Regions from separate parts of the Mus musculus genome. Here all the other regions are linked to region 2. A link is a loop called in an ENCODE intact Hi-C map of the cell type or tissue named here. Cell type or tissue: heart. All regions are shown on one strand. Each heading gives the region's core, and the rest is flanking DNA. Links, peaks and the distances in the headings are about the cores only.

Region 1 (10,766 bases), core at 1,048-9,047, 100 kb after region 2:
ACACACATGTAACAATATTAATAGAAATAAAAAGAACTCATCATCAATTGAGAAGGATTAATGGGGGAACATGGAAACGGTCAGATAGGAGCAAGGGAATGGGAAAATGAAGAAATTATATTTTAATTAAAATATATTCTACAAAAGAAATAACACTTAATATTTCATTCCATCAACTCTGCACAACATCTTACTCTGTCCAGAATGCATTATTACCTATTCAAATTTTATTTGACCCTCAAATCTATCCACTTCCATAAGACCTGATACTCTCGTGTACCTAATTAGAACAAGTTTATGGATCTATGTTTTTTACTGTAATCGCAGAAGATGGAGAGATGGCTTAGCAATTTAAAACACTTGTTTCTCTACAAAAGATCTGAGTTTGTTTCCCAGCACCCACAAGAGGCAGCTCACAGCCATATATAATCCCAGCTCCAGGGAATCAGAGACCCTTGCCTATAGCTCAACTGGTACCTGCACTTACATGCACATGCCACCACACAGACACATGTACACATAATTAAAATTAAGTAATTGATAAAAACTTCAATTGCAAGAAAAAATGGAAAATGACTTAAATAAAAAGCAGAATAGAGAAGCTAGATTTTTAAAGGAACAGAGCAATACAGAATGAAAGTTTAACCTTGGAGAACTAGAGAAATCCACTAGGAGACCTGGCTGCTCTTGCAGAAGACCCATGTTCAGTTCCCAGCATATTACATTCTCTTGCTACATTACCTCTATGGGTATTTTGGACTGAAAGTCACATATGACTTGCTGGCAAGATATATTTGTATAATAGTGGCAGAAATTATACAGAAGAAACCAACCATTTTCTGCTTAGTTGTAACGCCCACTGCAAGGGATAAAACACATTTCTGACACTACAAAAATGGCCAAGAACTTGAGATAGAGATGTTAGGGGCCTAGGGGAAATTACTATTATTACTATTATTCTGCTGAAATATAAAAATAAAATGGCTCCTAATGGCATACTCTATATGCATAGATCAGGGCATTGTACAGCCTTCATCAGAGAAGCTTCTCCTTACAATGGATTGTAATTAACACAGAGACCCACAACTTTACAGTGTGCAGGAAGTGAGAAACTTTGGAATACTCAGTCCTAAATTGGATGTCTTAATCAAACTTGTGCCTGCCTGCAAGGCTCAGGGATCCAAGTGGAAGAGGGGACAGAAAGATTGTAAGAGCCAGAGTTGATGGATAGCTCCAAGGAAACACCATCTTCTGGGAATGCAGGACTCATAGAGTATTTATGAACTCATAGAGACTGTGACAGCAAGCACAAGACCTGCACGGGTTCACGCCAGACAGAGTCTGAGAACTAAGAAGGGACATAAAGTTCTACCCAAGAAGCTATTTGCAATTGATGCCTGCTGAGGAGGAGAAAATCAGTATTCTACAAAGGAGGGTCACTGGGTATATCACCAAACTCCAGGGCAGGCCCAGGAGTTATTGACAAAATAAAACAGATTCTTTGTCTGTCTGTCTGTCTTTCTTCCTTGTTTGTTTGTTTGTTTCTCCTCCTCCTCCTCCTCCTCCTCCTCCTCCTTCCTCTTCTTCATTGTTGTTATTGTTGTTTATTTGTTGGTTTGATTGACTCGTGAGTTGGGGGTAGCAAGGAGGAGGGAGGGAGAAATATGGAATTGGATGAAGTGAGAAGATCTTGGAGGAGTTTGGGAAGAGGAAAGAATATGATCAAAGTATATTTTAATAAAGAGACTTTAAATTTAAAAGGAAAATGTAAAAAGAACCAAATCCAACCCCTCTATGACTATGGAGAAATGACAGAACAGCTTTTAAGGGGTTTTTTTTTTTAATACAGTGCATTAAAATCAGAGCTTTCATATACTACAAAAGGAGCCTACCACTGAGCTACACACAGGCCTTTTAAATTTATTTCTCTATTGATTGTATCTAATTTTTTGACATTAACACAAATTATGATTTGTGAATAAATTAAAATGCAAGCCTTCATAGGCCTGGGTAATTTTAAAAGTCTCTATGTAGAATTGTTTTTTTTTTTTACATAGTTTTATTTTAGAATAAATGTTTTGAGGACAAGATTCACTAATTAATATTTACATAAGTAAATAGCATCCAAATGAGTTATAAAAAGGGTTCGAACCAACAGAAGAAATTAAAAACTCTTGAGTATTAATTTTGGGCTGAATTCTGATTATTTGGGAAAAGGAAGAGCGCTCAGATGGAAAGATGGCAAGTGTCTGGTGCCTTAACTACAATTTCCTGCCAGCTGAAGGATTACGAAAAACAGAAACATGGAAAAATAGAAACATCTTGAACAAGCACATCATGCTATTTCCACGTGATTGTCCACCACCAAGGGTCCCCAGAACAAATCATCCTGAGCACAGAAGGCAATTTGATGCCAAGGACAGTTAGAAGACAAATGTGTATAAAGGCATTCTTTTATACCTACATGTTTAAGTGTAGTGCAATCAAATAGAATATTTCCAGGGATAAAATTTTCTCAGCAAGGCAGCTGTAAAGGACTATTTGCCTCTCCTACATAGATTAACAATTGCCAGACTACTAGAAGGAAACCAGAATTCTAAAAGCTGCTTTTGTTCTTAGGATTTTAACCAGGCTGGCCAAAAACTTTCAAATTTGGAATCCAGTTAAAATGATCCAAATAGGCGATTTGATTTTGCCTCTCAAAAAACCACAGGTCACCTGCAAGTGACCCATGACGTTTCTGTGCCTGTGAAGTCTGGCCTCCTGGTTGAGTAGAAAAGAAAAAAATAAAAAGAAATAAAACTAAAAGGGAAGTGTGTACCATGGAGAAAGAGAAGAAAGGGTCAGAGAAAGTTACAACACAGAGTGAATAACCATAAAGCCAGAAAACTTGGAGGAGCTTGAAGCTGAGAAAAAAAAAAAAAAATCACAGCATAGGGGGAAGGAAGGATGTAAAAGCCAGCTGGAATCAGAGAGAGCAAGGAATCCAGGAGCCAACAGAAATCCAAGGACAGAAAGTATTGAAGATTGAAGGGAACAGGAAATTTATTGGAAACTCAGTTGTTTTTCCTTTTTTATGCAATGCAGTTCTATTCCAGACTGAATTCTACTCTCAACCTCAGGGAGGGCAGAAAGGAAGTCAAAATTCACAGTAGTCTTTCCCCAGCCTGCACTCTCTCATGAGCAGGAGCCAAGAGCTCAGGAAGAACACAGGAAAGGAACCTTGATAGGAGCACAGTTGGTAGCTGGTGGCTGCAGCAGCAGCAGCCAGCACAGAGCTTACCAAGATGGGGTGAAGGGAAAACAAAGACAGCTGGGAGCCAACCGCAAGGGCTGCTGAGTCAGAGCTTCCAGAAGACTCAATAAACTCTTCAAGTGAGTCCTCTCATGGCTATAGTGGAAACACGCCTGCAAACTGAATGTTCTGGAGGTAGAACTTCCTGCGTTCCCAACCTAACTCTGCTCTTCACTAGCTGCTGGCTATGAGCAACTTATTTAACCATTGTGTGCCATGCCTTTGAAATCTACAAAACAGACTAGTGAGATGATTAAATAAGCAACCAGGAAGCACCTGGGATGTACTTAACATCCAACAGTGGTAGCTATAAAAAGTGCTTGAAACAGGAAGCCCATACAAAATAATATGATTTGATTAAAGAGGATGAGGAAAATACAGAATTATTACACATTTTTATATATATATAAAACACCAAGAAACAGATTTCCTAATAGGATAGAAACTAAAACACAGCCCAGGGTGTCTACTCTTGTCTCAGCATGTAGATGTGAGTCATGCACATTCAGGAATCAAATTGTGACCAGATTTGACCTAAAGCTATTTGAAAAGTCACAGTGTAAGAATGGAGAAACTTGTTCCTGTGGGTTTACGGATGAGTGTATTTAGAACACATTCAGAAATTATACTAGTTTCGGAAAGTGGCACCAGTAGGCTCTTCTCTTTGATCCATGACCTCACTAGCAACTGGTAGGCTGGGGAGGTTTAGAGCAGAGATGAATTCCTCCCTACTGAGTCCAATTAGACAGCTGTTGGCTATCCCTAAGATGGGTCACTACTGCACTCTTGGGGATAGCTTGCTGAACTGTCGTTCGTTGTTTCGGTTCACAGGTTTCACAGTTGAATAGGACTATTGATTGCTTTTCTCCCTTGGCAGCCTGCATACACAGCACCCACAGAAACTGAGAGCCAGTCCTCAGGGGTGGGGCTTTGAGGCCAGATCCAGCTCAGTTTCTGCAAGTTTTGTATTTGAAGTGTGTGGTGTGGTCTGTTTTTCCCATTTCCTTCTCATACCACCTGCATCCTACTACCCTGATTCTAGCTTTCATCAAAGAAGCACCCTTCTGCAGTCAGAGACAATTTCAGATATCAACAACTAATCAAAATACAGAGGCTACTGACTATGGGTTGTCCATCTCCTGTCAACACAACCCTTACACCTATGACTCAGGAAACATCTCAAGAGGGGGCAGAAAGAGTTTAAGAGCCAGAGGGTCAGGATGTCTGTTATAATATAGTGCCTTCTAAATATGACAGGGATTCTGTACCCACGTTATCCCAAAAATATAGTCCCCTAAATAAATCCATTGCTGTGGCAATACCAGTTGATATGCCATGGCAATATGAATGAGGAACATCAAAGCCTCAAGACACCTGATAGGTTGTTCTATCCTAACTGGTCAGCTATAAACACATATACACATGAGCAACATTAAATGTACTCAGTCGATTTTATTTACATAGATGTACATACACAGATATATATGCAGCACTAATTAAAGAGGAGGATGTCATAAAGTTTAGAGGGTTTTGGAAATACAGGAGTTTTCAGTGAAGAAGGAAGGCTAGAAATAATATAGTACTCATATGAAATGCTCAAGTTTTTTAATTGAAAACCATAATCCATTTTTTTTAGGAGATGATAGTTCAATCTGTCAGCATTAAAAAGATGAAGCAACTTTTAAAGTAAGCAAATTCTTTATTGGAGACACAACAACATTTATTTAAATACAAAGTAGTAAAGTACACAAATGCCATTAGAGAATTTTGGAGTGGTGAAGATGATACAGATGGCTGGAAATAGTCTCTCTAATGGTCAATTTAAGCACTATCAAAACTAAATTCACCTAAAGATACTGAGTAATCAAGAACTGGGTTTTAAGAGATATTTATACCAAAATAACAGACAAACACAGAATATAAAAGTAGAAACATCTGCTAGCATAACACATATATGTGAAAAGAGTAAAAATCATACACATATATCAAAAAGAAGCAGCCAGTAGTGTGATGAGAGAGACAGATAGATAGACAGACACACAAAGACAGACAGAAAGAAACAGAACTAGAATATATCAAGAGTGGAAATTTCAAAGTAGAAATATGTTTTAAAAGTTGATCAATGAGCAATACATTGGTTGTATAATTTGAAATTCTGGTGTGGGGCTGCACATTGGGATGAATATAAATAACAACAAAATGTCTATTTTACAAAACTATAAAAATTATTTAAAAGGTTTTCATCATAAAGAAAATAAAAATGTTTGATATGTTTATTTTTATATATTCATTTAACAATTTTAGTCTACAGATTTTATCAAAACAACATATATAACCAGAACTTTGAGATCAGGGCTCAATAAAGAGATGAGACTAATAATAGTTGTAGTAGTTGCCAGCGTGTAAAAGGCTACAAAATGCATGACGTATGCGTGAAGATAAAGGGCAAAAGTAGACCAACAGAGTAAACCAAGCATTGTGTCAATGAAGAACCTGATTAGCTTAAGGTATCATTGCCTAAAAGACCAATCCCTTTAGAAAAGGAGTAATAATATACAGACTCAACTATATGTGTAATTTCTTCTTACTGAGCCTAATGCACAGATGAAATATAGTACTCATACCAGGAGGGCAAATAAACAAATTGAGTACATATATGCATATTGAGATTATCAATATGGAACTCAGAGCTACCCATAAGTATCTGCAATATAAATATTCACAGTAAGATAATGGACAAACCCAAAAACTAGCTTTAAAAATTGCAAAGAGATATTTTAATCTGAAATTCTAAAAGCTACAGTTAACATACTGCAGCTTTCCGGGGGATTTTTTTTTTCCCTTTAAGTAGCTGTCTAAAGATCATCACATTTCTTTACATGAGAAAGGGAAAAACTATTTATCACTTATCGAAACACAGGGGGCTGTTTATTATATTTTTCCAGAGAAAAGCAACCATCAAGATGTAGACAGATAAATAGATAGATAGATAGATAGATAGATAGATAGATAGAAGATAGATAGATAGATAGATAGATAGATAGATAGATAGATAGATAGATAGATAGATACCAAACCTTGGCTTCAGAGGAAACCAAGAAGAGACTTGCAGACCTTTTGACTACAACCTGTTGATCCAGATAGTGTAAAGCCATCTTAATTCCCTTTAAAGATTTATGAAATGGAGACTAAGGTGATGAATCATTGGTTAGGGGCTTACACCTCCCAGTCACATTCATGTTCCACTGATAAAATATCCTGGAAAAAAATGTCATTTAAGAGGAGAAAACGGTCACTTTCAGCTTACAGCTCCAAGTAATAGTTCATCATAGCAGAGAATCCACTGTGGCAAATCCATAGCACATCCATAGTCAACTGCAGAGGTAAGCAAATGCATTCGGGCTACTTGCTTCCTTGGGCTTAGATGCATTTCTCCACTTCTGCGATCCAGGGTATCCTTTCTAAGAATGGTGCTGCCCACAGCAAGCTGGGTCTTTTATATCAATTATTTATTTAAGACAATAGCCCACTTGCATACAGGCCAACCCAATGTAAGAAGTCCCTCATTAAGACTCTCTTTCCTGGTAATTCTAAGCTATGGCAAGGTGATAATTGAAGCTAACCATCATACTGCCCAAGCATAAGGACTAGAGTCAGAGTCCCAGCACCAACATAAATGCTAAGTGGCGAAGGAGGCTCACTTGTGATCCTTATGCTCAGGAGGCAGAGACAGAGGACAGTTCTAAAGGAAGCTAACTAGAAAAACTAGCAGAAATTGGTATGCTTTAGGTTTAAGTAGGAATTCCTGCCTCAATGTGTAAGGTAGAGAAAGACTAAGAACAACATTCGATGTTCTCCTTTAGTCTCCAAACACTTGCACACACATAAGCATGAGCGTGGGTATACACACACTCGAATACTTTAAACACACACATTCACACTATGCACGCATACACATATAGGCACCCATAAGAATTGTGAAACCTAAAATTATAGAATACAACAAATTAGACTGATCCCAAGTTAGACAAAGTTGAAGAAGGAAATGGGCAAAAGAGTATAAGAAGGAAATATACATACTAAACATGGAAAGGAAAGCATAAAAATACAGAATTGCTACACACCACTAACTAGACAAATAGAAATAGTCTCAGTGGATGTGATTGACAGTCAAAAAGAGTGTGAAAGATACTTTACTGTTGGACAAGAAAAAAAACAAATGGCTAATATTGTGTGTTAAGTGCTTTCCCTTGTAACTGCTGAGAAATTCACATTTTGCAGCGCTGTTATGTATTTAAATTATTTATTTACTTTTTTACTAAAATTATTTATGTGGTGTGTTCATATTAATATTCACGTGTAGCTATTGCATTAATATACACACACATGCTTAAAGAAGCAATAATCACCTGATCTATTAAAAAAAAAAAACAAGCAAATGGAGACGTGTGTATGCTAGACTATCACTCTAATCATTTTCTATTCTCAACCCTTCTTTAACACTTTGTGAGATTATTATTTCACTGTGTTTCCCATTGTCTCACTAAGTTGCATCCTTCTCAGCCTTCCCAGTACTTGAGCCACCAGACTGTTGTTCTCTCTTTAAGTTTTCTTAAAATTATATTTATTTATTTGTTTGTTCATTTATATATACATATGTATTTATTTGTTCATTTATTTAGTGTCTGTGGACTCTCTCTGTGTGTGTGTGTGTGTGTGTGTGTGTGTAGAGGTAAAAGGAAATTGATTCTCTCCTTATACCAGGTGGGTCACAGGACTCAACTGAAATCATCAGGGCTTGCTTGCCTTTGCCCACTAAGTCATCTTACTAGCCTTCAGACCAGTAGATTTTCAATGAAGAGGAGACTGAAGTGCATACACTTCCGGGTGGAAGAAAAGAAGTCTCCACCACAAGACTGGAAATGAATAAATCAGTGGCGGATGAGGGAAAGGGAGCAAATATGCATAAATATGCATTGACTGTGAGTAAATATATTTTATAACTATCCCATGTGGAGAAAAATGCATACAACCACAAGTACCAAAAGACAAAGGACAGCAGTAAAGTGTTGCAGCTTCACTTTTAATAAGTTATAACACCAATCATATTTATATTTTAGCAAGTCAAGGTTAGATGTTGACATAGTTAACAACTGGGAACATAATACAAACAGAATATAATTGACATGTTAATTCAGTGGGGAAATTAAAAATACAACCCAAAAAAAAAAAAAAAAAAAAAAAAAGGAAGGAAAGGGAACAAGTTAACAAGTAACACACAAAATAAATAAAAAGCAGTGAGGGTGTTTCTTTTTCTAAAAATTCATCTCCAGTCCTCTCAAGTTCCTTAGGAAGCATTCTAAAGCTACACGGTCACCAATAAAATGTATAAAACTTGCATTACCCTTTCACTAAGTTTAAGCAAAAATAGCATATATAGAGTTTAAAATCAGAGTTAGGTTAGGTTAGCACTAAATTTCACTAGTCTGATTAATTGATTTAAGAGACTCCTTCTAGCTCATCAAGATATTTTAAATTTCATACATACAGTGAAATTTCATAAAGGAGACAGGCTAGTCTAAGCATAAAGTCACTCAGTAAGATGTACAGGATGCTGTGATATATCAGGTACAAATAAATAGAGAAAGGAGAAACTTAACTTGTTTTCTAGCCTGTTATTATTTAGAATGGCATCCTTTCATGTAAAGAAGTTTCTATCAATCCCAACTGCAACCACATTAGCTCCTAACACATCTCCTGGCCCTATATGTCATCTTATCCTCCAAACTCTACAACACATAAGTTGTAAAGTTCCCTGTGGTTTATTTACAGCATTCAAATTTCGTTTGCATGTTTCCTTGACCAGCAAACCCTGCCTGGGACCATGTAATAAAAAGATGATTCCAACAGTAACAACAGCCAGTGGATGCTGGTACTAAGGCACTCATTCTCAGAAACTATGTATTATATACTATAATGTGCTAATCGCTGTTTTAAGACTGTTTTCCAACTATGTGATGCTTGGCTTGTCCTCTGCAAAGGTGAGCAGTCATTTATTTGTTTAGCAAGTACATACAAAACATCAGAACTAATCAGGCATTTTTGTTGAGTGAGGTAAATCCACTGATGGGTTGTTTCCTGGTCTTGTTGGGGTTAACATATGACTGAGAGTTATATGCCAAATAAGCATCAAATAAATAGATAATCCATATTACATACAGTAGTTCACTGTATGGTAATCTCAGAAGGAGTTGGTGAGAAAGTGACATTCAAATTGAACACTGAAGATGGAATAAAAGCTAATTAATGGAGAAATATCCTCTAAGATGGATGAGAAAATCAGAGGGAACATGGTTTGTAGAGACCTCAAAGAGGGCCTCTGTGGGGGAAAAAAGGGCAAGAATAAAAGTGAATAGTTTAAAATGAGATGAATGAAGGACTACTGGGGGTTCGTAGTTCTGTTTATCTATTTCTAGAAATAATGGAATTCACAGATGGTTGTGAAACAGGGTTAATGGATGACTTTACTTGAAATACAGAACCTCTCAACTGTGTATACAGAGGGCTGAAGGGGGAAAACAGAAATTAACAAGAGAAAGGCACAGTTGCCTCATACAGAGGCCACATAAAGCTAATTTAAAAGGGTAGTGCTGATGAACTTGGGAAATAAATACACTTGAAAGGATTTAAAGAATGAAATTCCAGGACCCTGTAATGCTTTGAAAGTAACAGAACGGAGCCCTCTGTTTGGAGCTTGTGGGGTGAGTTGTGAAGAGATTGCAACCGGAAATCTTGGAGAGAACCCACATGTGGGAAGTGTATTACTAAGTGTTTTGATTATCATGATAAAACGCCATGACCAAAATCAGCTCAGCCCGAGGAGGAAAGGACTTATACCTTATACTTCCATATCATAGTTCACTACTGAAGGAAGTCAGGGTAGAGACCAAGGCAGGAACAAATGCAGAGATAATGAAGATGGCTACCTCCTGGCTTGACTTTCATGGCTTGCTCAGACTACTTTCTTGTAGCACCTAGGACCACCTATCTTCTGCTCAGGGATAGCTCTGCCTTACAGTAAGCTGAACCACTCCATATCAATCATAAACAACATATCAGGCCCATCTAGGGGACACATTTTCTACATTGAGTGTTCCTCCCCTTACATGACTTCCAGAATGTATTAAAATTAAGTACGTGGGAGGACTTCTCTGTGCAGACCAGGGATGATTTTCCACAGAAAAATAGCCAGCAGAGAGAGAGAGAGAGAACATGGATGCAAGTTGGAAATGTGGAGTATCACTTTCTGTTAAGATATCCAAGTATAGACAAAAGCTCAGAAGTGAGAAGAGGATATAAAACCAAGAACTGGGATATAAACAATAGCCAGGAGGGTGAGAGGAGATAAGCCATAGGACAGACAGGCATGATGATCCAGACAGACAGAAGCCACTGAGCTCAGCAAGGACAC
Region 2 (10,766 bases), core at 1,314-9,313:
TTTACTTGGTGGGGTCAATCTGGTGTAAGCCATTTTGTAATGATTCATAGCCCTCCAGATGACTACTATTAGGTATCATATCCAATATTATATAGCCATACCAGTGCCATGTTGTCCAAACACAAACTGGACATTACAACCTTCTGTTCCAAACACCGTGGCTCTTCCATATTTCAAGGAAAGTGGTTTTAGAAAGAAGAGTGCAATAGAGGATAAGACAGTGAAAAAGCTAAAGTATCTAGTATGATGGGTGTAAGGCAGCATCCAACTAGTATGTTGGTGGATGGTAGCATCCAACTAGCATGATGGGCATAAGGCAGCATCCGACTAGCCTGTGGATGACTCACTCTCAGGAGATATTCTACAAGGCTCTCCCTAGAGAGCGATAACACACACATACACATACACACACACACTCTTAAATAAGTGAGTAAATAAATACATAAATTTTAGGAATGAAAAGCCAACAAATATTCCCACTAGTGGGAATTTAAATTGAAATTTTATGATGAACAACTATATCAATATCCAGTATCCTAAACTTTCTTTTTCTTAACTTTTTATTGATTCTTTGTGAATTTCTCATTATGCACCACAATTCCACTCACCCCCCCAATCTTTTCATAACCACTGTCTACCTTGTGACCTCTCCCCATAAATAAAATAAAATATGATAGAATAAAAAAGTCATAGTAGTGTGTCACAGTGTGTCACACAGTATAAACTTTTGTCCATACATCTATACTTGCAAATGTTCATTGCAATGGGTCATTGGTCTGTTTTGAGGCCTTTGGTTTCGATACTATATCTATACTGGATCTTCATGGGATTCTTTTGGGATAGCTTGTTGTTGCCCTATGTCATGGAGTTCCTGCAGCTTTGAATCTGCAGGACTGGCCCTTCCACACTCTTTAGCAGATCACAGATGGGGTAGATGTTGGGGAGGCCCAACCCAAAGCCCTGGATCTGGGCCTGGAAAGTAACTCAGTTGAACAACCTGCCACCTTACTTGCAATTGCATCACCATGCAGAGCCCTCCAGCGCCGCCCTAACTAATGCCACCTAATGCCACAGCTGCCAATAGGCAGGGCAGCTCTCCTGCTCTCACTTCCTTGGGGCTAGCTCACCTGCACCTATGCTGCCAGGGACAGCTCTACTGTGCTGTCTAGTTGAGATACAGGGCTCACTCTCCTGAGTGCTACAGCCAATGAGGGTCAAGGCCAGCACTCCAGTTCTTATGGCCTGGGGCCAGCTCTCCCACCTGCCATAACCAGAGACAGGAACCAAGAGATTCTTTATCAAGGGCATCCTGTCTTGAAATATTTAACACATCATGTGTAGATAATTAGATGATTAAAATCAAATAAATACATGCAAACATCTATGGAAACTTTACCACGTTTTTAAGAAGGAAATTTATAAAACAATTAAAATGTCACATAGTAAGTAATTTAAATTGTGTCTATAAAATTGAATGATAAATGCTACAGAAACTTAATTAGGGGAATGAAGTTGGTTTTGAAATGATATGCACTATACAGAGTCATGATACCACCTTCTTAATGTGGTATCATGTATATATCTTAATGATATATATATATCAACATGCTAACAATATTGGTAAGCATACATAATATGGTTATTCATAATTTTTATTTCAGAGTTTCATGAAGCCAGGCTGCTTTGAACTTGTAATTACATGTGGCCTTAAACTTCAGATTCTATTGCCTGATTTTCATGTGATGCTGAAAACTGAACTCAGAAATTCTGACACGTAAGTAGGTCACTCTAGCAAGGGAACTACATTCGCAGCCCACATAAAATATCTTTCACTTTAATCCTGTTTTCTTATTTTCAGTGACTCACGGTGCTCAGTGCAGATAAAGAAACAGAAAACAAACCAGCTTTGTGCAAACTGGTTAGTCAGGGTAGGATATTAATAAATACATGGGGATGATATTAAACAAAACCCCTGAATTTTCCAGGTAACATTATTTTGTACAGACTTGTATCTTAGGAGTCTAAGAGTACAAGAATGACCCAGAAAATGTTCCAGGAAAGACAGACATAATCTGGGTAAAAGGTGAACTGGAGACAGTTGCTTGCCTCTTCTCTAGTAATCAGATTGGCTCTGGACACAGCTCGAAGGAAGCTTTAACCACAAAGTGGATCCAGAGTTTAAGTAAGCAGTTTTAAACAGAGTTCATTCTTTATGTTATCTGTGAAGAGAAATATATTATTAGATTCCATGCTGGGCATACTGGCACACATATTTCATCCTAGCACTCTGAAAGCAGGTGGAACTCTGGGAATTTTAAGCCAAATTGGTCTATGTAGCAAGTTTCATGCTAGCAAGGCTACATAGTGAGACGTTGTCTCAAAAATCAAGTCAGGACAAAACAAAATCCCTCAAATATTTGAGGCCACTGAGATGGCTCATCTGGTAAAGGCATTTGCCACAACCCTGATTTTGAATCCTGGTCCCACATGGTAGATAGAAAAAAAAAAAAATCCAAAACTTTGTTCTCTGACCCTCACATGTGTGCCATGAGAGAAGAATTGCTCCCCATAAATAAATGTAGCTAGGGTTGGACAGATGGCGCAGGGGTTAAATGTGCTTCTTGTTCTTCCAAAAGACCCAAGTTGGGTGCCAAGAAACCCACATTGAGCAACTCATGACTACCTGTCACTGCAGCTCCAGGAGATCAGAGGTTTGCTTCTGCAGCTTCTGCAGCATGTGGCATACAGACACGGTCACATACACATAAATGTAAATAAAACAATAAAATTGAGGGGGGCTGGAGAAACAGCACAGTATATAGGAAGCTCCTTGCTCTTTCAGAGGACCCAGATTTAGTTGCTAACACCCAAGGCAGGTGGCTCACAGGTTGTGACTTTAGCTCTAGGACTTCCAAGACAGCACCCGCACAGACATGGTACACAGAAACTCACATGGCACATGTTTATGCATAAATAAATGAACAAATCTATAATAAATTTTAAAATCTTTTTTAAGAAAAGTAATATGACTTTGGAATCTATTTAATGTCTTTTAAAAGTTCTTAATTCTCAATTATATGTACTGCCCAAATAATTCTCCTAAGTGAAGCAACCCACTCACAAAAGAACTCACATGATAAGCACTCACTGATAGTGGATATTAGCCCAGAAGCTCAGAATAACCAAGATACAATTTGCAAAACACATGAAACTCAAGAAGGAAGGCAAAAGTGTGGATACTTTGATCCTTCTTAGAAGGGGGAACAAAATACCCATGGAAGGAGCTACAGAAACAAAGTTCAGAGCAGAGACTGAAGGAATGATCATCTAGAAACTGCCCCACCTGGGGATCCACCCCATAAACAATCACCAAACCCAGACACTATTGCAGATGTCAATAAGAGCTTGCTGACAGGAGCCTGATTTAGCTGTCTCCTGAAAGGCTCTGCCAAGTGCCTGACTCATACAGAAGTGGATGTTCACAGTCATCCATTAGATGGAGCACAGGGTCCCCAATAAAGGAGCTAGAGAAAGTACCCAAGGAGCTAAGGAGTTTGCAGCCCCCTAAGAGGAACAACAATATGAACTAACCAGTAACTCCAGAGCTCCCAGGGACTAAACCACCAATCAAAGAAAACACACGGAGGAACTCGTGGCTCTAGCTGCATATGTAGCAGAGGAAGGCCTAGTAGGTCATCAGTGGGAGGAGAGGTCCTTGGTCCTTTGAAGGTTCTATGCCCCAGTATAAGGAATGCCTGGGCCAGGAAGCAGGAGTGGGTGGGTTGGGGAGCAGAGGGAGAGGGGAGACGATAGGGGGATTTTGGAGGGGAAACTAGGAAAGGGGGTAACATTTGAAATGTAAATAAAGAAAATATCTAATAAAAATTATTCTCAATTATATGTTCTGTCTAAATAAAAAGCTTTCAATGGGCAGTTGTGACAACTAATCTCTATGGTCAACTTGGTAAAAATGTAGAGTAACACAGTGGCCATGCCTTTGAAAGATTATGCTGATTAAGTTTATGGGGTGGGAAAACCCACCATGGGTGGCAACAGTCCATAGGCTGCTGTCCTGAACTGAATTAAAAAGGAGGAAGCACACTGATCTTCCATGGCTTTCCTCCCTGACTTTGAACACGATGTGATCAGCTATCCTGGCTGCCGATGGCCATGTTTGTCTTACCGTGATGTGTGCCAAGATAAACCTTCTCTTCTGTTGCTTGTGCCAGGTATTTCCATTCAGCAACAAGACAAGTGATACCGTAAAGCTGTGCTGGTACTAAATTATACTCTCTTACAATAGCCAAAAGGGAGAAACAAAGAAAAAATCCATCTCTGAAGAGTGGATTAAAAAAGTAGTACCTATATACAATGGAATGCTATTTATCAGAAATAAAATGGCATTGTGTCATTTGCAAAAACACAGATGGAACTGTAGATCTTTACAACAAATGAAGAAGAAGGAAAAAAAAAACACAGGAAGAAAAACACCTCCAGATCATATGTATATGCAGCATACACAAAAGTGAATTTCATAGGACAGGACAGTAGAGTGGGGAGAGTGGGGGGTGGGGCGGCTTTGATCAATGGCAGTAGGCTTCAATTAAACAGGAATGAGAACTATTTCAAAGTATGTGATTACAGATAATGATGGTAAATGGCATACATTAAAAAGACAGAGAGGGATTTTTAAGTTTAAAATGATGAGTGTTTGAGAAGACAGATATACCTATTGCAATGTAAAGGCTGCACAGTGCTAGCCCATGGGTGGAGGCACCTGTCTGTAAGTACAGTAAGTACTGGGGCAGGGGGCAGTACAGCTGGTGAGCTGTGGAGCTCAGGGCTTTCTAAACTACGTAGAATGACTTACAGCAAAAAGTAAAAGAAAACAAATAAAACTCACAACATATAGAGACATTTTGAAACACTACATAATACCTCATATATATTCATATAGATAGATAGATAGATAGATAGATAGATAGATAGATAGATAGATAGATATCTCAAAAACATATATATATGTTTAAGACTATAAACAACAAATACTACATTCTTTGACTGCTCCAAATTTACTGCAGAAATGTCTAATTGTATGTATACCAAACACATAGACAAATATAGAACAAACTAAGAAAAACAGCATTATTTGCTCTACTGATGATTTATCACATATAGGGGGAATATGTTTAGAATTTATGACTGAACTTGGTGTATCATTATGTGTAGTTGATGCACAGACCACTTATCTTTACTTCAGGAAGATGAGCAGCATTAGGATACTGTCCTGTCTCTCACTAAACACAAAGCTTCGCTTAGGACAGGTTCTTGATGGCTGTATATGTACAAGGCTGTGTGTGTGTGTGTGTGTGTGTGTGTGTGTGTGTGTGTGTGTGTGTGTGTGTGTGTGTTTGTGTGTGTGTGTGTGTGTGTGTATTTGTTTGTGTGTAGTACATGCCAAACTATTGTGATACCATAATAAAAACAAAGTACTTATTTTTACATCTCAGAAGCAATGTCCATCTTGAGATGAACAGCCACGTGGTGGCAGTGTAACATCAGAATCCCCCAAGTTCGACACCATTGCATACACTAGCAAGGTTTTGCTGAAAGGACCCAGATAGAGCTGTCTCTTGTGAGGCTATGCTGGGGCCTGGCAAACACAGAAGTGGATGCTCACAGTCAGCTATTGGATGGATCACAGGGCCCCCAAAGGAGGAGCTAGAGAAAGTAACCAAGGAGCTAAAGGGATCTGCAACCCTATATGTGGAACAACAATATGAACTAACCAGTACCCCCGGAGCTCGTGTCTTTAGCTGCATATGTATCAGAAGATGGCCTAGTTGGCCATCAGTGGAAAGAGAGGCCCATTGGTCGTGCAAACTTTATATGCCCCAGTACAGGGGAACGTCAGGGCCAAAAAGTGGGAGTGGGAGGGGGGAGTGGGTGGGGGAGCATGTGGGGTACTTTTGGGATAGCATTGGAAATGTAAATGAAATAAATACCTAATAAAAAAATTTTAAAAAAAAGGAATCCCCCAAGTTCATGTCTTGTGTTTACAAGCCACTGGGTCCCAGTCAGAGTGGATAGCTAATATGTAATACAATCCATCAAATAAACAACCTTCTTAGGTTCAAAATAAATGTAAGACTAATGAGGCTGCAGAATGTATAAGGCCAAGGCTAACATATTCTTTACTTCTTCCTCTGACTTGAAATATTTATTAACCAAAACTATGACATAACCAAAACTAGACATAAACTCCCATGGAACTTTAAGTTAGAAATAAAATATATTAAATCCTGTGTCCTGTGTGGTAAGGGTAACCTACCGGAATCCAAAGAGAAGCAATTTTCCCAGGGCCCGAAACACGAATAAAGCAAAGCAAACTAAACAAAAATCTTCAGCTGGAGCACTGTGACTATCCCCCTTCCAATCTTTCCCTTACTAATCAACAAACCCTGTGGCCTCACTTGAGCTCTGCAGATCTGTGTAAAATGGACATTCATAGCCCTTTCTGGAAAGTAATAAATGGGACAAGATATATCATAAGCACATTGCTTCTTTACTAGAACAGTAGGTAAATTCTGAGGCATGCTAAGTTTTACAAAATACCAGATGCTCAAACCATGCAGACATACTAATTAACTATACAGACATACTAATTAAAGAAAAGTTTATCCATAAGTGGTGCTTAGAAATAATCCCCCCAAAATATATGTGTGTTTACATAATGGAAGTATAACAAACAAATCTAAAAGCGTCCCATTCTGTTTCCAACACATCCCATATAGTCTAAGCTTTTAGGTATTGAAGTTATTAAAGACTCAAACATTTTGGCAATGTAAATTTTTTGAAAAAAAAATCTATTCTTTTGTTCTCTAAAAAATAGCATCCTTTTAAAATCTACACAATGTTAGATTTAAAATACTATTTCTAATATTGAAAATTATTCCCCTTTAAGCTCTCACCTTTTTTACTCTCTTCTCTAGCCCTCCTTCTCTCTCTCCCTCTGATCTCAGAAAATATTGACATAGAAGGGGGAACCCCTCTCCATGTGGCCATGGTCAGCCTCTCTCTTTCTACCTTCTCTATTTCCCCCTGCCTTTGGAAATTATTCGCTTTGGATTAATATTACCCAGGGCTAAGTGTTCATACAGGATAAAATCACATAACTGTACTCACTGGACAAGGAGAGATGGCTTAGTGGTGAAGTTCCTCTTCCTGAGTACATGCGTTTGCATCCCAGCACCCATGTTGGCTGGCTCACAGCTGCCTGTAACTCCAGCCCAAGCAGCTCTGATACCCTTTTCTGGTCTCAGGAGGCTAAGATGCAACACACACACACACACACACACACACACACACACACGCACACGTGCACTTAAAATATATTAATAAAAAAGACCATTGCCATTTTCTGGTAATTTGGCTCTTCATTTTGTTCATCATAGCCAGTGTTCTCTCTCATGCATAACTGCAGTCACCAGTATAATCATTTCTCTTTACTAATCCAGATATCACTAATGGATCACAGCATCCTTTTCAATAAGCCCAGATCTTACCAAGTAATGCTTTTCAACAATTTAAATCATTACACCATGTTGAACTAGGGTACCCCAGACAGAGAACTCACATTTGCCATGCAACTATATAGTGAAGATGATGTCATACCATGACAACCATAGAAGGTAAACAACTGGGACACATAAATAATTCTCAATGTTTTGACCAACTGATATACTTCTCAATACTAGGGTATCAGCCATTCTGTGTACATGCATGCATGTATGTATCTACATTTAGGAATGAATATGGTCATCACTAAAACTTTCATATAACAGACATTGAATTTTGAAATAGAATTTCTTAATCTTTCCACTTGTGTTCTACAAATAGGTTATATCATACTTTCACTACTCATATTAAAATATAATAGTCATATTGGAATTAAATTAAAGATATTAATATATAAAAATTAAATTTCATATTAATATATGAAATATATATACAAGGAAGCTGACCATTTCTGTAAGGCTGAGAAAATATCAAAGATATTAAGAAATACTTATTAAAGCTTACTTTTCACAGGGATTGTACACTTTACAATGGAAAAAGTGCCAGAGTGCCATGTGAAGTGGCTAATAACGCATGCCCATTTGATGGATGAGCAAAGTGAGGGTCTGGAGGGCAACCGGTATGTGCCACTTCACATGGTTAGAATGAGACAGAGAAAGGAAGGGCTAGTTGTACACTGGGGCTAATAGAACTGGTTCACAGTCATCATAAACTAAGGGACAGGCCCTGCCAAACCCCTTCACACCCATCCTTCTCTGACCTGAAACATCTCTCTGGGATGTGGTGTGAGCTGAGAATAGAGTGCTGACAGGTGAGAAAGGCCCCTTTCCTTGGGAGACTCCCTTCTTAGCAACATCATCGAGACATTCCAGGAAAAACCCACGTGCCCCATTTCTTGTATTTTTAGGAGGATAGCCCAAGAAAATCTCTTAAAACGTTGACATAGTTGTGCTCAAGGTTGGACATTCTTTGTACTAATTCTTGTAAGAGTAGATATCAGTTCCTGTTTTAAGTGCACAACAAGGAGAAAACAGTTAATAATTTATTACTAGAGACTAGTATGACACAATTAATACTTTCAAAGAATATTTAGTGGTTTTGATTTTTAAGTAAATAAAAGGTAAAATAATAAGATACTCTGGTATGTATTGCATTTCCAGACTATAATAATAGCAACTAGTAATAAATATATATTATAATATTAATATACATTACACATATATTACATATATTGTTTATATATCAACATATTTAATACTATACATTTTAATATGTTATAAATATAATAATAATAACTAGTATATAGCTGTATTTTCTCTATAATAATTACATATTATAGGTACTTAGGGCAATGTTTGCTTTTTTCATAATTTCCTTCTTCTGACAGTACAATAACCACAGAGTTATTTTGATCTACCTCAGCCTTTTACTTACTGAATTCAGTTCTGCTTATTATCTCTTTTAGTGTTGCCTATTTTCTTTTTAAATTTGTGTATATCAAGTGGACACTACAGTGAGCCTGACTGCAGCACTTCACACATGTACATAACATACTTTAGTCACGTCCAGCTCCCTTCATATGCCTGTTCCCCCACTGAAGAAGCAGCGCCTGCTTTTCTTCTTGACTGACTCTCTTCATTCCTCATCCACCATCCATGGTTTTCTAGTATGTTAATAGGAAATGACTAGACCAATGTCCTGTAAACACAAGGATTTTCATATATGCATGGTTTCAGTTAATAAAGATAAGGTATATATATACCTGAGGTTTCATATTACTAATTCCTAAGCGATAACTAAAGTTCTGGCTGCTAGTGCACACTTCAGAAGCAAGAGACAGACCTGACATAAAAACATCTCACTTGGTCTCTTGCCCTCTTAGTCTCTTGCCTTATTGCTCCTGCTCTGTCCCCTTACCTCTTCCCCACCCTCTCCATGCCCTCATAGCTAGCTTCTACTCTTCTACTCTCTCTCTCTGCCTTTCTCTGTCTCTACTACCCTCTTGACTCCCCTCCCCATGCCATGAATAAATTCTATTCTATATAATAATAATAATAATAATAATAATAATAATAATAAACCTCTCATATGTCAACATGGAGATGTTAGAAAATTCTACTTCCTGACTTGCTCATTTAAGAGTCAAAAATAGTCTTAAGTTCTAGCTTGAGGATTTCTGTGCTCTGTGATAGAAAGTCAGCATCTTCCTTTGTGAACACCAAAAATGTGCATCATTTCATATCCCCAAAGGAAAGTTAATGCATAAAAAAGTTTAGACACCCAATCATTGTAGCTTTCGCCAAAACCGTTTCCTCTCCCTTCAGAGCCCAGCTACACAGCAGCCCTACTGTGCTTGAGACTGTGAGACTGTGTAAGCAATGGTGTACATGCAACTCAATGTGTGTCGTTTCTCAAACAGGTGTTTTCAGAAACTGTGGCGCTTTTTCTTTTCAAATAATCAAATGGGATGACACGGGTGCCTTCAGAAATGGAGAGCCATGAGCAAGAAGACACGGGGGTTCCTAAAGGATCATGTGTGCACAGAAATAAGCAAACGGCATAAAAGTAGGTAAAGCAAAATACTGTTTGAGCCATTATCTGGCTTGATCTGTAGTATGATATAAGGATATCCAATTAGAACACAGTTACTGAGGTCCTAGCTACAGTCTGCCTTTGGCTCATTCCTTTCTATGTTCTACATTCTTTGTCTCTTCCTTTTTTATGGTCGCTCTTTTGTTAATTGACTATTTTTATGATTATGTATTGTCTAGAATGGTAACTTAACATTTTGACTTCTAAGTTATTTTGTGGTTGCCTCTTGCTATAATGCCCTTATTTATTATTATTATTATTATTATTATTATTATTATTATTATTAGATATTTTCTTTATTTACATTTCAAATATTATCCCCTTTCCTAGTTTCCCCTCTGAAAATCCTCTATCACCTTCCCTCTCCCCTCTCCCCAACCCACCCACTCCTGCTTCCTGGCCCTGGCATTCCCCTATACTGGGGCATAGAACCTTCACAGGACCAAGGGCCTCTCCTCCCACTGATGAACAACTAGGCCATCCTCTGCTACATATGCAGCTAGAGCCACAAGTCCCACCATGTGTTTTCTTTGGTTGGTGGTTTAGTCCCAGGGAGCTCTGGGCGTACTGGTTAGTTCATATTGTTGTTTCTCCTA
Region 3 (10,766 bases), core at 1,672-9,671, 110 kb before region 2:
TGGAATGTCACAGCATGAAAATGTAAAAATGCAGTTATGGGCAAGAATGCAAGAAATTAAACTCAGAGCATGTTACTTGACAGTTGCACAAAGTTTGTCAATGATTCCTGTGACTTTGGCTATCATTATTTTTTTAATCCAATCTTACGTGTGTATAATGGGGATTATGTGTGTACAGTGCCTGTGGGAACCAAAAGAGGGCACCGACACCGTATATCTTGTTTTTTTAATGTGTAAATGACTCTTAAACCATGCACAATGTGCTTATTTATTATTTAAACTTATATTTCTCAATTTCCAAACCTTTAAGATAGATTTAACTTGTATTACAGGCTTAGAAATGATCTACATTTTTTGACAAAATGTCCCACTTAGTACTATCCACATGATTCACAAGATTTGCAGTAAAATGCCTGAACTGTGAAACTAAAACATTTTAAAAGCAGATTGGAATGGAAATTGGCAAGTTGAGCTGAGCCCACTTTACAGCTGTAATAAAGTAAATTGACCCCAGATGGATAATTAAATAGAAGTCTGCTTGAGCAATGCTTGGCTTCTAACTGTTACTGCCTCTAAACAAAGTTGTCAGGCATTGCTTTTGCCACGGGCCACATCCAGAGAGCCATCAAGGGAAGGGCCTATCCTATTTGCTTAAAGTTATGAAGATGCATGGGTTCTGTTTTACACTTTTGAATTAGCAAATGTTGTTATTAGTGAGCAAAGTGTGTGCCCTTGTCTGACTTTGTTAAGAACTTCAGTTATCACTTAAAAAGTACCAATAGTCTTGCTCGAATTAGCAACTTAAACTTCCCTTTCCTTAATGATATGATTCAAAGAATTGACTGACTATGAGACTTACAGACTAGTCTCTCAAGATCCTCTCATTTAGAAACTTCTTAAGCCTGACCTGCCTGGCAACTTGTGCATACTTCAGTGTTCAATCCAGTACTGAGAATCCAATAACAGATCTTAGTTATTATGTAAACTTGTGAGCGCCCGACTCGCCAGCAAGAACGATGCCACAATAGGATCCTTCTGCACACGTTTATTGGGAGAGCATTGACTGCATAGGTGAAAGACCCTGAGGCCAGAAATGGTGCTGCTTATATAGGCCTAGGAGTGACGTGTCCATACCTGATTGGTTATGCTACCAGTACCTCATTAATATGCGTCGGGCCAGACTCTTATGCACATGTGCACATTGGTTGTTTACCCATAATCATGGGTGGTGGCCAGTGGTAGCCAGCGCCATCTTGTAATGGCGTTTGCGGCTTCCCACATAAACTTTTGTTAATGCATTCCAGAAATATTAGTAAGCACTTATGTGCCTCATACTATGTGAGGCATTAGGAGTAAGCAGCAATATACTCTGAAGTCAGACAGGATGTGAACTTTCCACAGACTGAAAGGTTTTCCATCCTATGACCGTGTCCGTGGGCCCATTTACTTTCTGTTCACCACAGTTTTAGAGAAGTTAGAATTGATGCCGTGATATTAAGTGATCACAATTAGTCTAGTGTGAGAAAAATGGACAGAAGGTCATAGAGGAAGAGGAGATGCAGGAAGACTGCTTCAAGTCCCACAAGGAAATCAAAAGCACAAGTGAAAGTAGTGCCTTACTGCCAGGCAGTGGTGATGCACACGCCTTTAATCCCAACACCTAGGGAGCAGAGGCAGTCAGATCTCTGAGTTCAAAGCCAACCTGATCTACAGAGAGAGTTCCAGACTAACCAAAGCTGTATAGTGAGACCCTGTCTTGCAAAAAGAATTTTCCATAAAGATATTTTTGTTTGTAATTCTTTTCTAATTGTATCCAGACTGAAATATAACTGTGTAAAATAAAACCAAGAATTCAACTTCCAAATATGTAACTTAAAGGAAAGATGAAGGGGGCATGGAGTGATGTTGAAACACTATATATATTTATACAGATTAAAATTTGACTAGCATTAATCATTGTTTAGATTAAGCTGTTCATTGTAACCACTAAGAAAAAACTTTTTTTCAAAAGTATCTAATGAAAGACACAATAAAATTTAGATGGTATAGTAGAAAACAATAAAAAATAATAATAAAATACTAATGGAGAAATAAACACAGTCTATGAGTTATCCATGTGTGTGTCCTGTAGTCACTGAAAGATCAATTCCAGTAGTCAGGAAGTCACCTTCATGGGGTTACAATGGACGATCATTGTGGTAGATAGTGTTAATTAGATTTTAGGGAGCAAAGAAACTTTTTCACAGTAAGAACTCTGTGACTCTGGAGAGATGGCACACATGGTAAACTGCTTGCTTTACAAACATGTGAACTTGGGCTTAATCTCCATGTTTAAAAAAAAATCACAGCATTTTCCTGATCGACAACTGATATGAGAGGACTCTGCTCATCATGAGTATGACATACTGGGCAGGAGGCACTGTGTGCCATGAGAAAGCAGATTGAGCAAGCCATGGGAAGCAAACCAAGCAGCACACCTCCTAGCCCCTGCTTCCATTCTTGCCTCAGTGCCTGCCTCCAGTTCTTACCCTAACTCCCCCCCTCCCCCATTATGGACTAGGGTCCTCATGGGGACTTACCTCCTCAAGTGGTTAGGGTTTTTGCTTTTTTTGTTGTTTGTTTGTTTGTTTGTTTTGGGGTGTTTTTTGTCATAATACTTCATCACAGCAATAGAAAGCCTAACTAAAACAGTAATCATTCTGATAGGGGTGAGATAGAATCTTAGAATGGTTTTAATTTATATTTGTCTGATAGCTGAGAATGTTAAACTGTTCTGAAAACATTTATTGGACATTTGTGTTTCCTTTGAGAACTGACTGCTTGCTTCATTAGCCAATTTATCCACTAGCCGTTCTGTGGTTTGGATATTTAAATTTTATAGTGCTTTATTTATTCTATATATCAACACCCTCGCCCTGTATGAGCTGGCAAAGACTTTCTTCCTAATCTATGGTATATCTGTTTGCTCTGCTGATAATTTTCCTTGCTGCATAGAGACTTTTAAATTTCACAAAATCCACTTCTTGATGAATAGGACTAGTCTGGGTTGTGGGAATTCTGTTAAGAAAGTTTGTGCTTATGCCCTTAACTTCAAGTATATTCCTTGTGTTTTGCTCAAAAATCTCAGTTTTAAATTAAGGTCATGTGGTGGACCAGTTGTTACAAACATGCTGGATTCTTAGAGAAGACCCAAGCACCTATTTCAAGGAGCTCACAACTGTCTGTAACTCCAGCTCCAGAAAGACCTAACACCTTCAGCCTCTGTTGGCATGTGCACTCACAGCACACACACACACACACACACACACACACACACACACACACACACACACACGAGAGAGAGAGAGACAGAGACAGAGAATATAATTACATCTTCCTCTGTGAACAGTTTGTATTGACTTTTGTATAAGGATGAAGATGTGGATCTCAGTTGATGCTCATTCTTCTGCATGTAAATATCGCTTTGTCAACGCCATTTCTTGACTAGCCTGCCATTTTGCAATGTATGCTCTTGATATCCTTTTCAGATTTAGGTAGCCATTGTTGTGCATTTATTAATGGGCTCTTTATCCTGTTTTATTGGTGTACATGTCTGTTTATGTGCCAATACCATGCTGTCTTTTTCACTATTTTTCTATAGCAGTCTAGGGTTGGGTACTAAGCTATCTTCAACAGTATTCTTTCTGTTTAGAGGGTTTTTTTTTTTGTTTTTTGTTTTTTTGTTTTTTTTTTGTCTATTCATGGTCACTTGTTTACATTTGATTACGTTTTTTTTAGATATCTAAGGAATGTCACTGGAATTTTGATGGGGATTTTAGTGAATATGCAAATTACTTTTATTAGTATAGCCATTTTCACTAAATTAACTCTGCCAATCCAGAAACATGAAATGCCTCTCTTCTATGTGGCTGGCATCTTATTTCATTTCTTTTTCAGTATTCATCATTTGCATGGTACTTTGGACTAATAATTATTGTTCACATTTCAGTATGTAGTATTGCAGTATTTTTTTAAATATCAAAGATAGTTTACACAGTTCATTTAAAACACAGTGAACATGTATTGCTGTGATTTGCTTTCTACAGTTAGGTAGAAAATTTCTCTCGGTGTCATATTGGCGAAAGACCTTCCATAAAGACAAACAATTGGGATGTGTCTTTTCTGGCTCTTTTAAATCATTATTAGTACTTTTATGTTATAAGGCATGCATTCAAAACCCAGGGGCCTAGGGTGATAGCTCAGCCTACAAATGTCTTGCCTTGTAAGCATGAAGACAAGAGTTTAACATTCCAAAATCATGCAAAAAAAAAAAAAATCTGGGTATCATGGCACATAGTTGTAACCTCAGTGCTGGAGAAGGGAAACCAGGAAGATCCCTAAGGCTAACTAGGTAGACCAGCTGGCCTACTTAAAGAGTAAGATATCTATCAACTGAGGAATGCCAGACTACATTGTCTTCTGACCTCCAAGGCTTGTGCACACATATGTACACAAACAAAACTGCACACACACACACGTGCATATAAAACTGTACACGTGCATGCATATAAAATGCACACAAAAGACTTATTCTCTTGTATGTAAATTTGCAAGAGAAATCCTTTCACAATTAAAAAATAAGATGTGTTTTGAAGTTCTATACAAATTAAATACATGGTCTGAAGTATTTTGCTCTCTTCTACTTAGAATCTTCTCAGTCAAATCTATAAAATGAAATTTCCAATTTACCTTTAAGGACACACTGAACTTGACTTGAGGCTATGTGCAATTCTTGCATGTCAGTTGATGTAATGGCTCCTGATGAATTTTCTGCTGTCCCCTTTGGGCTGCTCGGCTTCTCTGCACAGCTTATCAGTGAAGAATGGAAGGCAGGACTAAGCTTCTTTTGCCTACAGGTTGTTGTTATCTGAGAATAACACCAGCACAGGTCCCTTTCTTTTCATCGCAAGGGCCACAACTCTGCCCCCTGCGCCACTTTCTCTTCATGGGAATGTTTTTGATACTTGAAGAAGTCGTCACTGGGCAGAATGTTGGCTCTCCCTTCACGGGAACATTAAAAATAGAATGATCTTTATGGTTCTACTTAGACTCCACTTCAAGACCATTATGGATACTTACCAGCTTTTGTGATAGAATTATTCTGGAACTTTCTAAGATCTAGTGCTACATCTAAAACAATTCTTTCTAAAACTATTTTTTTAAAAAAGAGAGCCACAATACTGAAGAGATCCTCAGCAATTAAGTGTAACCGCTCACAACCATCCAACTTCAGTCCCAGGGAATCCATTTCCTTTATCCGACCTGTGCAGGCACCAGGTATACATGTGACACACAGATACACAAGAGATCAAAACACTCATACACACAAAATAAAAATTGAAAAATCTTTTTAGAAAATTTTAAAATAGAATCATCAAAATGGGAGCATTTGTGACTCTTTATCTCCTCAGCCAGTGGTTTCTCGAGGTGGCCCTGCCCATTTCTGAGAAGTTTCTGTCTCACGGCCGGTTTTCATCTGCGTGATTGATCTCCTGAACTGAGAGAAGATGGTCAAGTGGGGTCTCATGTAATGAGACTCATCTGTTTGGACATCAAAGCAAAGCTCCATTTTCAAATGAAAGATTCTCTAATAGACTTTGATCTCATAGTGTAAACAGCCACGGGTTCAAGGTAGCCTTCATTCTGAGAGGCCACGGGAACGCGCTGCTCTGTACTGTGTGCGGTGCAGAGATAAAAGTAGCCGCTGAGTAACTGTAACACAATCAAGCTGTCCCCGCGGTGGACTTACTGGCACATCTTTAAAAAAAAATGAATAAGCTGCATTTTAATATTTTGCTAAGATCTATCAATTCATGAGATTGTAATTAAGAAAATATTATACTTGGCAGAACTTTCTGCTATTATCAACCAACAGAAAAATCAAAGGAAACGCACGTTGTGTAATGTAATTGCTACAAATAGTGGCTATTTAAGACATTAGTGTAAGACCTGGAAGGATTCTCGGTGTGTTCGTGCACTTTCAAGAAGGGAAAATTGCAAAATTAGTTTCAGGCAATTTTGTAAGTGCGAACATTAAATCACGAAGAATAGTTTTTGTTCCTTCTACACATGGAATTGCTTTGTCTCAACAGGAGACAGAAAACCTCATAAAACTCAGTAGCTGGTTAGGTGCCGTGTCTCTACTCGACAGCAGGTGGCAGTATCGATGCATCAAAATGTCATTTAAGTTTTTTGTTTTTCGGTGTGTGTGGGGAGGGCAGGCAGTCCTGTTATCTGATGAGTGTTTAAATTTAGGAGACTTCTGAATTTAGAACTTATAATGAAATCTTATAATCTGAATTTTCTTAGCGTTCTTTTCTCTATATGTCCCTTCTCTGTTTAATAAGGGAATGTATTCTTGTTGTTCTCTTCAGACCTTGACAAGATTATCGTGTTTTAACACAAGAACAATATAAGCTTACTTTTAACTTTTTCCCCAGGCATATAACTATTTGGTGTTTGACGAAATGTGTGATAAGAACATACTCCGCCTAGCCAGTGCTTGGAGAGACGAAAATTTCAAACTCCAAACTTCTGCTTCTCACTCTTGTGGTTACATCTTCTTTGTAGAACTTTGATAAGTACCAATGAGGGATTCCATCTCCTTTCAGATTCCCGGAACTTCTTCTGTGGTTCAGAGAAAATGGAAGCAGCAGCAGCCGGTTTCTCAGCCCCGGGGGTCCGGACAGCAGAGCAAGGCTCGGATTAGCGCTGTTGCTGCTGAGATAAAGCAGATCCGAGCACGAAGGAAAACAGCCCGGATGCTCATGGTTGTACTTCTGGTCTTTGCAATTTGCTATCTACCAATCAGCATCCTCAATGTGCTAAAGAGGTAAAACCCGTGCGTTTATTTAAAAGTGAAGCAGCTTGGCATTTTAATTAAGAACTCTTTTCTTTCTAAACAGACAGACCCTCCTCTCCCTAGGGACTTTGTCTGGCCAATCAACTCGGTTGCTTGAGCTGATGGAGTTCTTTGCGCACTTAGGGCAAGACCAGCCTTCTAGCACAGACAGGAAATACACTCTTTCAGTGGATGAAGATTCTCAGTTGAGTGGCAGATAAAATGGTCGTTTTCCTAATCCCCTGTTGTTGACTGCTAAGGCTTAGATGAGAAAATATTTTAATAAAAATTGTTTCAATAACTAATTTCGTAAGTAAATAAAAGTCCATTGAACTTCTAAATTACTTCGGAAGTGAGTAAATGAGTTTTATAAAAAATTTGTTCTCAAATATTTCAACAATCCTATATTTCCAGTGAGCACAGGTACATCGACAAAACTCCGAAGCCGAAATGATTTTGACCAGTGACACGAACAGCGGATGCTGAGTCGCAGGTCCAGTGCAGGACATGAGTAGCCAGCTTTCTCAGGAAACATCAAAGCTGTTATACATACACCCACTGCGCCCAAGGCAGCCTTAATTCTGTTTATAAGAGGCTTCAAATTTAACCTGAAATTGCTCATGTCTCTTTTCCCAAAGTCAGAGTCAATATCATATTCCTCACAGCTGGAGAGACAGATAAGTTTGGCCAGAGTCAGACAAAAAGTGGTATAAACCAGCTGCGAAGACCTCTCCTCTTTGGCCTTTGTTTTTCCATTCTTTAAAGGTTTCCTCAATGACAAAGTAGAAAATGAACATTTGTTCAGAAAGAATATAGCCTTGTATGTTTTAAGGGTTTCGAAAACTCAATTCACAAAACAATCTACCCTCTGCTCCTGCCAAGGTTCCCTCTCGATTTCTTCCTCGCAGAAATCATACACAAATGTATTAAATGCATTGCTAGTTAGCCCCCTCCCCCACCCCATCCCCGCTAGCTAGCCCGGCCACCCCATTCCCCCCCCCCCACACACACACACACACACTATTAAGAACACCATAAACCAGGCAGTCCTGCTAGCAGAAGGGAATCCAGTGGCAGGCAACTTCCATGGCGAGGGGCGGGGTCGGGGTCAGGGTCAGGGCAGTGCCCAAGGTTCCTCCTCAGAGAATATGAGGGGGTAGTGGGAGGGTAGGGGCTTGTAAAGGTGGGACTGGGGGGAGGATGCCATCCAGATGTAAAGTGAACAAATAAGTAAATAAATAAATGAAAAAAGGGCATCATAATCATGAATGATAATGAATAGATTCATCCCTCCTTTCCCCTCCCCCTTTCCCTGTCCTCTTCTTCCCTCTCCTCTCCCTCCCCTTAGCCTTCTTCTCCCTCCCCTTCCTCCTCCTCTACCTCCCCCTCCCCCTCCTCTTTCCTTCTCCCCTTGTTTCTTTACCAATCCAGATCAAATATTTTGAAAATGGATTTAGCACTCTGTGGGATGCATATTTGAATTTCTTATACCTCTGCGCTTGCACCTCTCCCTCTAGTTATTTCCAGATGCCCTCTTGTCAATAATATCCATCTTATTATTCTGAATTAAATAGCTTCCTTTTCCAGGGTGGGAAAGAAATCTAAGTATAATTTAAAACTTTTTTAAAAAAGTTTTTGAGCAATCTGTGTGTTTTTACACACACACATTTTAAAATAACTTTGAAAATGTTTTTACTGAATACAGTTTTTTAAAAAGATATGTATTTAAATTTAATCTTGCCTTGAATATAAATCTTGCTTTCATTTATTGCTCATACAATGTAAAGTCCTACCTTTTTATTTTCTTGACATGTAAGCTATAGAATGTATAGCCTTGTTGGTTAAAACTAACTTCCTCAAAGGAATTTTAAAAAGTATTTATTTATTCCCTTTACAACCCAATATCAGCCCTTTCTTTCCTTCCAGGATCCCCTCCCCCACTCCACCATTCCACCTTCTTCCTGAGAAGGGGAATCCCCCCTCTGAGAGTCCTCCCACCACCACTAACACACACACACACACACACACACACACACACACACACACACATACACATCAAGTTGCTTCGGGACTAGGCACATCCTCTTCCACTGAGGCCAGACAAGGCTGTCCATTTAAGGGCAGGATCCACATGCAGGCAGGCAACAGACTCAGAGACAGCCCCTGCTACACTTGTTGGGGACCCTCATGGAGACCTAGCTGCTCTTCTGCTACATTTACAGGGGAACTCAGTTCAGCCTGTGCTCACTTTTTCAGTCTCTGAGAACCCCCAAAGGTCCAGGTTACTTGACTCTGTTGGTCTTCCTGTGGAGTCCCTGTCCTCTTCTGGTCCCTCAACCCTTCTCCCAATGTTTCTGTAAGACCTCGAGCTCCATTAAATGTTTGAGTGTGAGTCTCTGCATTTCTTTCTATTGACTGTTGGGTGAAGCCTCTGAAAGGACAAGTTTGCTAGGTTCCTGTCTGCAAGCATAAGAAAGTATCATTAACACTGTCAGGGATTGGAGCTTGCCCATGAGATGGATCTCAATTTAGGGCAGTCATTGGTTGACCATTCCCTCTGTCTCTGTTCTACCTTTGTCCCTGCACTTCTTGTAGGCAGGACACATTTTGGATCAAAGGTTTCCTGGGTAGGTTGTTACTTCTCCACTGAGAGTCTTGCCTGACTACAGGAAGTGGCCACAGTTCAGTTCTCAGCATCCACTTGGAAGCTCACCACCATCTACAACTCCAGTTAAAGAACTTCTTACCTCTGTAGGTACCTGGCTTTTACACAAGTGGTACCCAGACATGTAGGCATATCACCCACATGCTTAAAACAAACAAACAAATAAAAACATGCATGCACATGGTGGTATACCAACAGAAAGTTACTCAAGCACACTCAGAAACAAGATAACAGAAGGGAAATAAATATCCAGCTTGTCTCTTCTTGACAAGAGATTTGCATTTCCTGGTTGCAAGACATGGAGACTTTTTCTGAGCTGGGGGTTCTGATGGGTACAGGAGACCATTCCCAAGAGGCTATGTTGTCAGTACCTTTACAGAGGACAGAGTCAGGCTATTTCTATGATGTTTGTACTCCTTAGGATTCAATTATTTAAGACTCTTGATTTTCTGTTTCTGTTTCTTTTCCTACAGAGTATTTGGGATGTTCACACACACGGAAGACAGAGAGACTGTCTATGCTTGGTTCACTTTTTCTCATTGGCTTGTATATGCCAACAGTGCTGCAAACCCAATTATTTATAATTTTCTTAGTGGTGAGTTTTCAATGTTTCTTTGTTGAGCCTCTACTGAAGGGTGGAGTTTCTAGAGCAGATGCCCCGAGGCAATTCTAAAGTAGATAGAGGGCTTCATTTCTGTTTGAGCTGTGATTGCCCTTGAGTAGATTTGTGTAGAACGACTTATAGCTGTCTCTTGTGAGGCTATGTCAGTGCCTGGCAAATACAGAAGTGGATGCTCACAGTCAGCTATTGGATGGAACACAGGGCCCCCAGTGGAGGAGCTAGAGAAAGTACCCAAGGAGCTGAAGGGGTCTGCAACCCTATAGGTGGAACAACAATATGAACTAACCAGTACCCCCAGAGCTCATGTCTCTAGCTGCATAGGTAGCAGAAGATGGCCTAGTCAGCCATCATTGGGAGGAGAGGCCCTTAGTCTTGCAAAGATTCTATGCCCCAGTACAGGGGAATGCCAGGGCCAGGAAGCAGGAGTGGGTGGGTTGGGGAGCAGGGTTGGGGGAGGGTGTTGGGGACTTTCGGGATAGCATTTGAAATGTAAATGAAGAAAATATCTAATAAAAATTTGTTAAAAAAAAAGAAGAAAGAAAGAAAGTGAATACATGGCACCTAGCTTGTCAGAGAAAATGATCTAATCTTTTTCCTTG

What was found. Hi-C counts contacts between places; a loop is a spot of excess contacts. Peaks named below come from ENCODE experiments on the same cell type or tissue, not always from the same donor. Only the 100,000 strongest peaks of a DNase experiment are listed, where the experiment ranks them.
Region 1: it touches region 2 in a loop (6-fold over the local background); 6 of 42 quality-filtered maps call a loop at or near these places.
Region 3: it touches region 2 in a loop (7-fold over the local background); 10 of 42 quality-filtered maps call a loop at or near these places.

Annotation. Positions count from the first base shown.
Region 1 is chr9:76,016,979-76,027,744 of GRCm38, reverse strand. The region is part of intron 1 of Hmgcll1 (3-hydroxymethyl-3-methylglutaryl-Coenzyme A lyase-like 1); the gene reads right to left. Among named protein-coding and RNA genes, the nearest start is that of Hmgcll1, 7.4 kb to the right of the region's middle. In heart, for the core only: a CTCF peak has its summit at 4,082; DNase peaks (open chromatin) are centred at 3,234 and 4,134; H3K27ac peaks cover 630 bases.
Region 2 is chr9:76,117,874-76,128,639 of GRCm38, reverse strand. All of the region lies in intron 7 of Hmgcll1 (3-hydroxymethyl-3-methylglutaryl-Coenzyme A lyase-like 1), which reads right to left. Among named protein-coding and RNA genes, the nearest start is that of Gfral, 90 kb to the left of the region's middle. In heart, for the core only: a CTCF peak has its summit at 5,537 (motif pointing right); no DNase peak of the experiment used is centred there.
Region 3 is chr9:76,232,274-76,243,039 of GRCm38, reverse strand. It overlaps Hcrtr2 (hypocretin (orexin) receptor 2), which reads left to right. Exons shown (of 8, transcript NM_198962.4): 5 at 6,651-6,871; 6 at 10,019-10,140. Among named protein-coding and RNA genes, the nearest start is that of Gfral, 24 kb to the right of the region's middle. In heart, for the core only: a CTCF peak has its summit at 6,184 (motif pointing right); no DNase peak of the experiment used is centred there; H3K4me3 peaks cover 1,653 bases; H3K27ac peaks cover 1,501 bases.